2 separate regions of the Homo sapiens genome follow, and region 2 is linked to region 1. Evidence: chromatin loops called from intact Hi-C (ENCODE). Cell type or tissue: GM12878. All regions are shown on one strand. Links, peaks and the distances in the headings refer to the core of each region. The heading gives the core; the rest is flanking DNA.

Region 1 (7,896 bases), core at 2,289-6,288:
GCCCCTGCCAACAACTATCTTTAAAACGATCAACTATCTTTAAAAACTAACAATTGTCTTTAAAAAACACTAGCCTCTGAATTTTTGGAGAGGCTGTTTGAGTAATAATAAAACTCTAGTCTCCCATTTAGCCAGCTCTATGACTATTAAACTCTTTCACTATTTTAATTCCTCTGTCTTGATAATTGCCTCTATGTGGGTAGAAGGCAAGAAGATCCCAGTGGGCGGTTATATAGAGAGGAGGAGGAGTTGGAAATGTCAGTCAAAGACTTACACCTGGCCTCTGGAAAAAAAAAAAAAAAAAAATATATATATATATATATATATATATATACACTAATGAATAGGATGATAGAATGGCAGTATTAAGACATAGTGACAGCACCAGCTAAGAGGCAATACACTGCAAGTTTGTCTTTATTTTACCTTTTTCTTCCCCCGACCTTTTCCTAGTAAAACCCCTTATTTCTCATCAGATATAAGTTTGCCTGGAAGATATATGTCTGGAATTTGAGGTTCAGTTTGCATGAGGAGGACAATTTTACTTGGGGCTGGCTTCTGAAGGGAATCTAGATCTTTGGCCTTATTTAAACCAGGTTTTAACTAGCTGAGATCACACTATACTGATCACAGCATTCAGAGCATCCAATTTTATAAACTGAAGTTTGCATAAGATGTCAGAAGTGTCATGTGTTGTGGATAATGGTGGAATAAAGTGTAATTTCAATTGTTAATAGCAAGAATTGGCTTATAGTGACTTAATGTTTATGATTCTGAAGTCCATAGTACACTGTAGGATGATCTGCATTTCTTATACACATCTAAATCCACAATGCCCAGTTGCAGATCTTCACTTTCTCCTACAGGGAATCCTAAGGTGCTCTTAGGGATGCTCCAGTTCTCTACACCTTCCTGTCCCGGCACAGTGGAGATATACAATTGATGAACCCTTGTGTTGAACCCACATAGAGCCAAGTTTATATAAACATTTTTCTGAGATTGGAAATGAAGCCTCCAAAATGAATCAGTGTACAAAGAATTGCTACCTGTGTTATTATCAGTTCTGTACTATTATATATTTTTCTCTACTTTAGAAAGCCAAACTCTTTCAAAGGATCTCCATAATTTCCTATGATATTGGTAAAAGAGATATTATTTTATAATATCTGTTATTCTTCTTAAAGTTTAAAATGCAATGTAATTCATAATAATTTTAGATTTAATATACAGCATGCTAAAATTATGGACAAATTAAAAAAGAGTAAATAATCTTCATGTTTTATTATCATGACTAAAATCTAGATAAGCAAAATTCTCGATAAATGAGTTTTTATAATGATGACTTATTAGCTTGTTATCCCAACTATAATCACTTTGTATGATAAGTTCTGGTTAAGTAGAATTTTTTTTTTTAGTCGGAGTTTCACTCTTGTTGTCTAGGCTGGAGTGCAATGGTGCAATCTTGGCTCACTGCAACCTCCACCTCCCAGGTTCAAGCGATTCTCCTGCCTCAGCCTCCTGAGTAGCTGGGATTACAGGTGCACACCACCACTCCTGGCTAATTTTTTGTATTTTTAGTAGAGATGGGGTTTCACCATGGCCAGGCTGGTCTTGAACTTCTGACCTCAGGTGATCCACACGCCTTGGCCTCCCAGAGTGCTGGGATTACAGGTGTGAGCCACCATCCCTGGCCTAAGTAGAATGTGATATGGTTTAAAACTCAGTTTAAACTTTCCTTTCATTATGGTTCTTATATAAAAAAGCTTTCTGATGATTCTGATATAAATGTATATTCTGTGTAATCACACATTCTGATTAAAATTTTAAGATCTGCCAATTAAACATTAACTTCTCTATAACTTCTGGCAATAATTTAAATATCTTTTATATAGATACATATATACAGCAGTATGTAGAGATACATATATTTTTATTCAGCATTTTATATATGAATAGTAATACATATATATATATACATATCAGAAAACATACTTTCCCTAACTTATTCAGCACTTACAAATTTAAAAGTATTCCAGTAAAAACTTTTGAGAATTTTTCATTATTTTGTGATTTGGGATTGCATGGAAGAAAATGTTTTCCATATAAAAATTTACTTAAAATTGGAATTGCTGCCATTTGTTCTTTATATTTTCTGTATCAGGATTCAGTCTTTGGCTGATTTCTTTCTGCAAAAAAAACAAAAACAAAAACAAAAAGCTGGTGGAGAATAAAGTGCTCTCAAAACCAGCAAAGTTTCTTGAGAAATTTAGTTTTAATTACTTTAACAAAAAGGAAGATCAAAATTTAAATATGAACTAAACTTTCAGTTTCAATATTTTCATGAACAGTGGGAAATTTGTGAGTAAAATTTCAAGTCCAAGACTATCATACACAAATTCCACAGGAAAAATAAACTTTTAATTTTTTACAAAAGACTCAGAGCTCAAGCTGGTATTGATGAACACTAGGGTCAATGCACACATCCAAACGAAACTTCTGAGTCTTTGCCTCTATTTTGCCTTAATGAATCTCTGATACTTCCTCTCTTTTTATTTTGTGGCTTGTCTTTTTTGCGCTTACCCATCTATGACTTCATGATTCTCTACCTATCTTTCCTTCCTCCTTCCTGTTTTATTTGACCCACACAAATCTCCGTTTCTGCTTTTCCTGTCCCTTTTCTCCTTTCAACATCTTCCTCTTCTCTCATCTCAATCTATCTTTTCTCTTGAGAACTTTTCAATACTCTACAGGAGAAAAAATATTACATTAGTCTATGAGCAGCAGACTAATGCTAAGTGTTCACATACCTTTGAGTACTCTATCTCATTCCCACACTATTGTGCTACTTGTTTCCCATTCACTTCTTATTTGATGATGTTTATTCTATTACTTAAGGAAAATTGCTCTCACTAAAGCCATTAAAAATTGCTTAATTTCTACACGCACTGATTTCCTTTAAGCCAGCATAGTACTTGTACAAAACCAGACACATAGACCAATGGAAAAGAGTAGAAAACTCAGAAAGATAGTCACACACTTACAACCATCTGACCTTCAAGTTCAAGGTAAACATGCAGTGGTTAAAAGATTCTGTAGTCAATAAATGGTGATAGGATAACTGGCTAGCCTGAAGCAGAAGAACAAAACTGAACCCTTACCTTTCAACATATACAAAAACTTACTCAAGGTGGATTAAGTTTTTAAACGTAAGACCTCATACTATAAATATCCTAGAAGAAACCCTAGGAAATACCCCTCTTAATGTTGGCCTTGGTAAAGCACTTTTGGTTAAGTCCACAAAATCAATTGCAACGAAAACAAAAATTGACAAGTGGGACCTAATTAAAGAACTTTTGCACAGCAAAAGAAACTATCAATAGAGAATAAAAACAACCTACATAAAGGGAGAAAATATTTGCAAACTGTGTATCCAACAAAGGTCTAATATCTACAATCTATAAGGAACTTAAATCAATGAGAATAAATAAATAAATACCCCCATTAAGAAATGAGCAAATATGACAGACACTTCTTAAAAGAAGACATACAAGTGGTCAAAAAACATATGAAAAAATGGTCATTATCGCTACTCATCAGAGAAAATGCAAATCAAAACCACAATGAGATACCATCTCACACCAGTCAAAAAAAAAAAAAAAAAAAAAAAAAAGACAGATGTTGGAGAGGCTGCAGAAAAAGGGAACACATATATACTGTTGGTGGGAACATAAATTACTTTAGCCACTGTGGAAAGCAGTCTGTAAATTTTTCAAAGAACTTGAAACAGAGCTACCATTTGACCCAGCGATACTATTACTAGCAATCCTATTACTATATCCAAAGAAAATTAGGTCATTATACCATCATTTTTTTTTCTTGCTATACTTCTCTTTTCTCAGTATACTCTCTAATAGATAAATAATTCATAACTATGCCCTCATCTACTCTAATGACACCCAAATTATTTTTTTATTTCTATTGCTCTAGTAATATTATATTACTAATACTAACCAGCTCATCTCGATGTTCAAGGCATGTTCACGCTACACACATGTCAATGCATCTGAATTCTTAGTCTCTATTTTGGATAACTACTCACAAAGTGACTCCTTTTTCCTTCAGTGAATACTACTTTCCCATCAAATATGGGGCTAAATATTTGCATCCTAGTGATGCTACATTCTGAATGCCTTACAATATCCTAGTGATGCTACATTCCGAATGCCTTAAATCTTTCTTCATCCTCCTCATTATTTCCAGCATTATGTTACACAAGTAGACGGGAATATAATTTAATTTTGTGTAATGTCAGTAACTATGTATGCATATTATACTGCTTAGTGCACCCTTCTGAAGAGTTTTCAGTGACTTCTGTGTTGTTTATTGATATGGTTTGGCTCTGTGTTTCTGTGTTCTCCCCCAAATCTGATATCAAATTGTAATCTTCATGTGTCAGGGAAGGGACCTGATGGGAGGTGATTGCATGGGAGCGGATTTCCCCCTTAGTGTTCTTGTGATAGTGAGTGAGGTCTCACGAGACCTAGCGGTTTCAAAGTGTGTGGCACTTCTCTCTTTGCTCACTCTCTCTCTGCTCACTCTCCCTCCTTCTCTGCCATGGTAAGACGTGCTTGCTTCCCGTTCACTTTCTGCCATGATTGTAAGTTTCCTGGGGCCTCCTAGCCATGCTTCCTGTGCAGCCTATGGAACTGTGAGTCAATTAAATCTCTTTTCTTCATAAAGTACCCAGTCTCAGGTAGCTTTTTATAGCAGTGTAAGAATGAACTAATACAGAAAATTAGTACCAAAAGAGTGGGGCACTGCTATAGAGATACCTGAAAATGAGGAAGCAACTTTGGAGCTGGGTAACAGGCAGAGGTTGGAACACTTTGGAGGACTCAGAAGAAGACAGTAAGATGAAGGAAAGTTTGGTACTTCCTAGAGACTTGTTGAATGGTTTTGACCAAAATGCTGATAGTGATTTGGACAATGAAATCCAGGCTGAGATAGTCAGATGGAGATGAGAAACTTATTAGGAACTGGAGTAAAGGTCTCTCGTGCTATGCTTTAGCAAAGTGAGTGGTGGCATTTTTCCCTTGTCCTAGAGATCTGTGGAACTTTGAACTTGAGAGAGATGATTTAGGGTATCTGGGAGAAGAAATTTCTAAGCAACAAAGCATTAAAGATGTTTTGTTACCTGACTGTTTCTAAAAGTGTATGATTATATGTGTGAACAAAGAGATTTTCTGAAACTGGAACTTATCTTTAAAAGGGAAGCAGAGCATAAAAGTTTGGAAAATGTGTAGCCTGGCCATGTGGCAGAAAAGAAAAACCCATTTTCTGGGGAGAAATTTAAACCTGCTGCAGAAATTTGCATGAGTAACAAGGATCCAAATATTAATAGCCAAGACAGTACAGAAAATGTCAGCAGGGCATTTCTGTGATCTTCATGGCAGCTCCTCCCATCACAGGCCAAGAAGCCTAGGAGGGAAAAATGGTTTCATGGGCTGGGCCCAGGGCCCCGCTGTTCTTTGCAGCCTTGGGACATGGCACCCTGCATCCTATCTACTCCAGCTCCAGTTGTAGCTAAAATGGGTCAAGGTATAGCTTGAGTCGTTGCTTCAGAGGGTACAAGCCCCAAGCCTTGATGGCTTCCCTGTGGCCTGTGGGTGTGCAGAAGGAAAGAATTTGGGAACCTCTGCCTAGATTTCAGAGGATGCATGGAAACACCTGGATGTTCAGGAAGAAGTCTGCTGTAGGGGCAGAGCCCTCATGGAGAACCTCTACTAGGGCTGTGCGAAGGGGAAATGTGAGGTTGGAGCCCTCACACAGAGTCCCCACTGGGGCACTGCCTAGTGGAACTGTGAGAAGAGGGCCACTGTCCTCCAGATGCCAGAATGGTAGATCCACTGACAGCTTGCACTGTGTGCCTGGAAAAACCACAGGCACTAAATGCCAGGCCATTTTGATTTGCATTTCTGTGATGATTGGGGATGTTGACCACCTTTTCATATGCCTGCTTACCATTTGTATGTCTTCTTTTGAGAAATGTCTATTCAAATCTTTTACCCTTAATTTGATCAGATTATTAGATTATTTCCTATAAAGTGGTTTGAGTTCCTTATATATTCTGGTTATTAATCCATTCTCAGGTGAGTAGTTTACAACTATTTTCTCCCATTCTGTGGGTTGTCTCTTCATTTTGTTGATTGTATCCTTTTTTGTGCAGAAGCTTTTTAACTTGATGTAATCCCATTTGTCCATGTCTTCTTTGATTGTCTATTCTTGTAGGGTATTGCTCAAGAAATCTTTGCCCAGAAGTCCTGGAGACTTCCCTCAGTGTTTTCCTATAGAAGTTTCATAGTTTGAGGTATTAGATTGAAGCTTTTTATTCATTTTGATTTTATTTTTGGATATGGTGAGAGATAGGGGTCTAGTTTTATTCTTTTGCATATGGATATCTAGTTTTCTCAGCACCATTTATTGATTAGACTGTCTTTCCCCAATGTATGTTCTTGGAAGCTTTGTTAAAAATGACTTCACTGTAGATGCGTGGATTTGCTTCTGGTTCTTTATTCTGTTCCATTGGTCTGTGTGTCTCTTTTTATGTCAGAAAAATTCTTGGGCACCTCCCACTGCAGTCCTTGTCTTTATTTTTCATTGGCTCATCCATTCACCTCTGTCTAACAAGATTTCTCATCAGATTTTAGCATAAAATGGGAGAACTAGGTGTATGTCTAAAATTTGAGCTGCAGTTTTCATGGGAAAGACAACTGTATTTGGGTTTGTCTCCTAAAGGGAATCAGAAAATGTGGCCTTATTAAAACTATGTTTTAATTACCTTAGACAAGCTTATACTAATCAAAGCACTAAGAGTAAATTTCACATTTAACTAAAGTTTACACAAACATGACAGAAGTGTCATCTGTGGTGGTAAATGGTATATAAAATATTATTTCATTTGTTAAAACTAGAAGTGTTTACATGAAATAGTGTTTATGATTCCAGAAGTTAAATGCCATTGGGGACAATCTGGACTTCTCATATATGTCCAAATCCGCAATACATACAAGAACAGCTTCAGTTTGTTCCCCAGAGAATCCCTTGGTACTCTTATGAGAATTTCAGTTTTCCATTCAATCGTCTTCTGGCAAATGTACAGAGTTGTACAATTGAATGACTCTTCTGTTTAATCCAAATTTATATAAACAGCAGTTTCCTGAGTTTGGGGAAAGAAGCCTCCAAAAAGAATGAATAGGCAACGAATTGCTACCTGTGTTATCGGCATTCCCATGCAATTGTATTTTTTCTGTTTTAGAAAGCCTAATGGTTTTAGAGGCTCTCTTAAATTTCTTTCAAAATATGGGTAAGAAAAAATATCTATAATTTTCATTACACTTTGTAGAAATGTTGAAAATGCTATTTAACTTACCATAATTTTAGATTGGGTATACAAACTGTCAAAATAGCCAGGTTGAAATTAGATAACTATTACTGGCTTATCTCTATATTTTAGTTTCATGACTATGATATGGATAGAATAAATAGTTATAAGACAACATTCTTCCTTTAATGATATTTTATTTTGTTGTTAAGCTTATTATGACTTTATTTGACAACTTGTGGCAAACTAGGACATTAAACAATTGAAACTGGTTTTGATTATAATGATTCTAAGAATTATTCAGATTATTCTGATAGAAATACTCATTCTTTCTAATTAATCACATTCTTAGACTACAACTCTTAAGGTCAGTCACTTAAAAATTAACTCTTGTATCCTTATCCCCACTTCTGGATATAATCTGACAACTCACACTGTCAAATGAAGGATGCATTCAGTGGATTCATTGTATTGCTGCCATGGCTGAGTTTACAACTAAAATCCACTTTTGATCC
Region 2 (4,000 bases), core at 1-4,000, 320 kb after region 1:
CATTACTAATCAATTATGCTTCTCTTTCTTATCTGCTCCTGTTAATCTTGTAACATTCCATATGTTAAGTAGAAATCATAACTAATTAACATTTATCCTTTAGGTAGGCCAGGCTACTTACTAAAAATACTCTGCAAAACAGTTTGTCTTCTTATGGTTTACTGTTTACAACCTGAGCCAGAATCCTTCCACTTCCAAGTAAGACTGGGGTTCAACTGGGGTGGGGAGCACATCAAATGAGGGGGTACATCATTCCCTCCTTGTCTAATGCTTTAAGACTAATCAAATCAAATTCTGTAACACTAAAGTTGGAAAAGAACTCTCTTGATGCTTAAGATAAGTAATTTTTAAGACAATGTAAATACACTTTAACGAAAGGAAAGAAAAAAGGGAAAAAAGACAATGTAATACACTTAGAACAAAAGACTTGTCATACACGATACATAACACAAAAGATTAGCTTCAGGAGAATGTAGATAATTGCATGATGGTAGATTTTTATCTTTCACTCATTTGTTCAACAAACATCAACCATTACCAAGCCAAACACTTGCCAGATACTGTTTTAGGCATTGTATATAGGCTCATCCTAGACTTTAAAAATTGTCTGGAGAGTAACCACCAGGTCGCCATACATAATATCCCTGGATTGGTCTAAAACAGGTAGGATTTGGGTGGATGAATTGTAAATCTGATCCAGTTTGGCATTTCTTATGATCTAATAACAATTCATTGTGTATATTGATTTAAGAAAATATAGAAACATAATACTACCTAATGCAAACTCTTTGATCTGAGTGATAAAGAATTTGTATAAATAGACAAAAATAAACACCCAGACTGAAGTCCTACCTGTTCACTTGATTAAAACTGTATCTCTTTAAAAGATGGATACTTTGGCCAAATAGTTGGCTTTTTCTGTTCTACGTTCTGAGCTACACCAGTTTCTCCAACATCAAAGTTTCCTTTTCCACCACCTTAATTCGCCATCCTGCTGTCCAAAGCTCATAACTTCAGAGCTTCACTTTGTCCCCAGACTTATACACTGAATTCCAGTGAACCAGAAAGAATGCTCATGGAATACAATTAGTGACTAAACAATTCCAAAACGCTATTGGTTTGCTTTCTTTCTAGACGATGTACTTAGAAGAACAATAATAAAATTTCAAAGGGACCAAAATCTTTCTTTCTACTCCTCTCACATGAATCACCACCTCCTTTGCAAACAAGTGATTATTTACAAAGCTTGTTAAAAAAGTAGTTTAGGCTTGCATTTCATTTAGAATTGCTCTATTGCTCCATATTTTGTTTTCCCCTATGATTTAAGAATAGTTTTATTGTACATATCTTTACAAATATTTAAATCAAAGAGAATTACTGTAGTTTAAAAAATAGAAAAACGGGGCCAGGCGTGGTGACTCACGCCTGTAATCCCAGCACTTTGGGAGGCTGAAGCGGGCGGATCACCTAAGGTCGAGAGTTTGAGATCAGCCTGACAAACATGGAGAAACCCCGTCTCTACTAAAAATACAAAATTAGCAGGGCATGGCGGCACATGCCTGTAACCCCAGCTACTCGGGAGGCTGAGGCAGGGGAATCGCTTGAACCCAGGAGGCGGAGGTTGCGGTGAGCCGAGATGGCGCCATTGCACTCCAGCCTGGGCAACAAAAGCGAAACTCCGTCTGAAAAAAAAAAAAAGAAAGAAAAAGAAAAAGAAAAACAACAGAGGAAAAAACACGGCATGGGTTATGAAAACAGTTATCGAAACAAAAGATTATCTCAGGTGAAAAAAGGAAATTGACAGCGCTACGTAAGCAAAAAGATCTCAGATTGTACTTGTTGACCAGGAGGTAACTGGTAATTAGGAAAGTAAACATTTCTGCCCTCATCTACTATGCAAAACTACATTGTCTTTTCATAAAATTTTGCAGAATCTTACCTTAAAGGGGAAGATCACAGGTTACTACATCACTGCTTTTTTATTCAAACTAAAAATCATACTTCAGTGTTTTTAAAAAGTTAAATGAAATCCAGAACGCCAAATAAAAGGCCAATAGAGAAAAAGAGAAGGAAGCCAGATGCATGCCTGTATTTCTGGAAGGAGAGTTTCTCAAAGGCTTTTTTTTGAAACCTCCTTAGCTAGAGCTAAGGTTTGAGGTTAGCTGAGCATCGCGTGCCATTCTTGAAGGGTCCTAGGCACTGACTCATTTGCTTTATCATTTCTCATGAAAGCAAGAGGTGGCAGCCATCACCAGAGAGCAAAGGGGTGACTTGGTGACTGATCTCATTACTGAACTAAGGAGAGCACTCTCACGCAAAGTTCAGAACCTCCCCACACCCAGAGAAACTCTGCCAGTTCATAGAAAAGAAGTTATTTCCACCCAAGAAGACAAGTGGCAACTGGAAACAGATGTGAAGAAAACAAGAATAAACACCTTTTTCAGAAATATAACAACTGTAACAAATAATCAGTTTTTCCAGTTCCCACCTGTACACCATGCTCTCAACTATATACTGCAAGTTAAAACAGAATTGATCATGGTTCTGTATTTTTAAATTCTCTCGCTTTCTAAATACATCACTTCACTTTTAACAGTCCAAAGAGCTCTTTATAATTTACTTCCTCTAAGGTAAATTTAGGTGCAATTTTAATAGACTGGTAGGGGCAAATGCCTCATTCCCACCCAAAGGGTTGAGGAATGAGTGATGGACACGGTGAGCTAGGAGAAGTAGAAAGTGATCAGTGCCCTGTGGGAAATAATGGGAATGTCACAGGTTTCTTCTTTTCTGGGTCACTGGGGCATGCCTTTTGATTGAGCATAACACAGATTAATGTCATTGCCTGTGGATTTTGGAAGGAAATTGCAACAACTTTGGTTGATCACTTACTGGAGTAGAGACGGGGAGAGACAGATACTTTTCTACTTTACATGCATTTCTATTTCAATCCTTTAAGCAACCAGGAGAGTAAATATTTTTATTCCAATTTTAGGATGAGAAAGTGGACACATGGAGTTAATAGAAAAGGAGAGTAAAAATGATGGAATACAGGCAGACTGGCCCCATTGTCAAACCGTAGTCTGAATGTTTCAAAAGCACATCTGCCTTTTTTGTGACCAATAACCAGCATTTTTGTATAACTACAATTAGTGAAGCATGTCCTCATATATTATCTCAATTTATCCTCATTAAAGCACAGATAGAATGTGCTATTCTTAAGCTTGTTACTCAGGTGAGAAAAACGAGTTTCAGGGAATTCTCAAGATCACTCATCCAGGAAGTGATAGAGCCACCACCAGAACCCAAATCTTGTGCCTTCAAATCAAATCCTCTCCTCTTTCAGTTTTGCCTCTCACCTCTCATCTCCACTCCCATCCTCTTATGATTCATGGGAAGGTTGTGAGCTGCCGTAGACTCTCACACCCACTTGCAAGCTGAACTGGAGCTTTAGCCTGTCAGCTACACAGCTTCCTTGTAGCACTTGAATTTTTCATCAGTTATTTGCACCTTAATATGACAAAGGATATGAGATGAGGTTTTTTTGTGACACATTGTAATAACCCAAAGTTGTTAGTTTACATTAGGGCTCACTCCTGGTGTTGTATATTCTATGGATTGGGACAAATGCGTAATGACATACATCCACCATTACAGTATCATACAGAGTAGTTTCACTGCCCTAAAAATCCTTTGTGTGCCACCTATTAATCCCCCCTACTCCCCACAACCACTCATTTTTTTACTCTGAGATGAGTTTTTAACGGTAGGAAAAAAAAAGAAAATTTGAACAAACAGAAATACAGAAGATGAGGGCATTTAGTACTTAAAATATGTGGGATTATGTGGGTGGGAGAATTGAAGATCTAAGGAGAAACTGCAACTTTGTAAGTGAATTAGAGACACATCTTTCTCTTCCCCACCCATCCTCCCGTCTTGATAAAGACTCAGCTCAGTGGTTTGCAAACATTTTTTTAAATTTAATTTTATTTTATTTTAAGTT

Evidence for each region. Hi-C counts contacts between places; a loop is a spot of excess contacts. Peaks named below come from ENCODE experiments on the same cell type or tissue, not always from the same donor. Only the 100,000 strongest peaks of a DNase experiment are listed, where the experiment ranks them.
Region 2: a loop joins it to region 1, with 4 times the contacts of the local background. A loop is called at or near these places in 1 of 110 quality-filtered maps.

What each region holds. Positions count from the first base shown.
Region 1 is chr3:98,229,060-98,236,955 of GRCh38, forward strand. LOC101929320 (a long non-coding RNA gene) reads right to left here. Exons shown (of 3, transcript XR_924257.1): 2 at 7,815-7,896; 3 at 6,466-6,789. Among named protein-coding and RNA genes, the nearest start is that of OR5H6, 31 kb to the right of the region's middle. RefSeq lists enhancers at 4,630-4,689, 4,750-4,869. In GM12878, for the core only: no CTCF peak of the experiment used is centred there; DNase peaks (open chromatin) are centred at 3,579 and 4,552.
Region 2 is chr3:98,554,174-98,558,173 of GRCh38, forward strand. No RefSeq gene overlaps it. Among named protein-coding and RNA genes, the nearest start is that of GPR15, 24 kb to the left of the region's middle. RefSeq lists enhancers at 1,610-2,809, 1,861-2,180, 2,311-2,390. In GM12878, for the core only: no CTCF peak of the experiment used is centred there; DNase peaks (open chromatin) are centred at 1,790, 2,248 and 3,406; H3K4me3 peaks cover 3,618 bases; H3K27ac peaks cover 4,000 bases.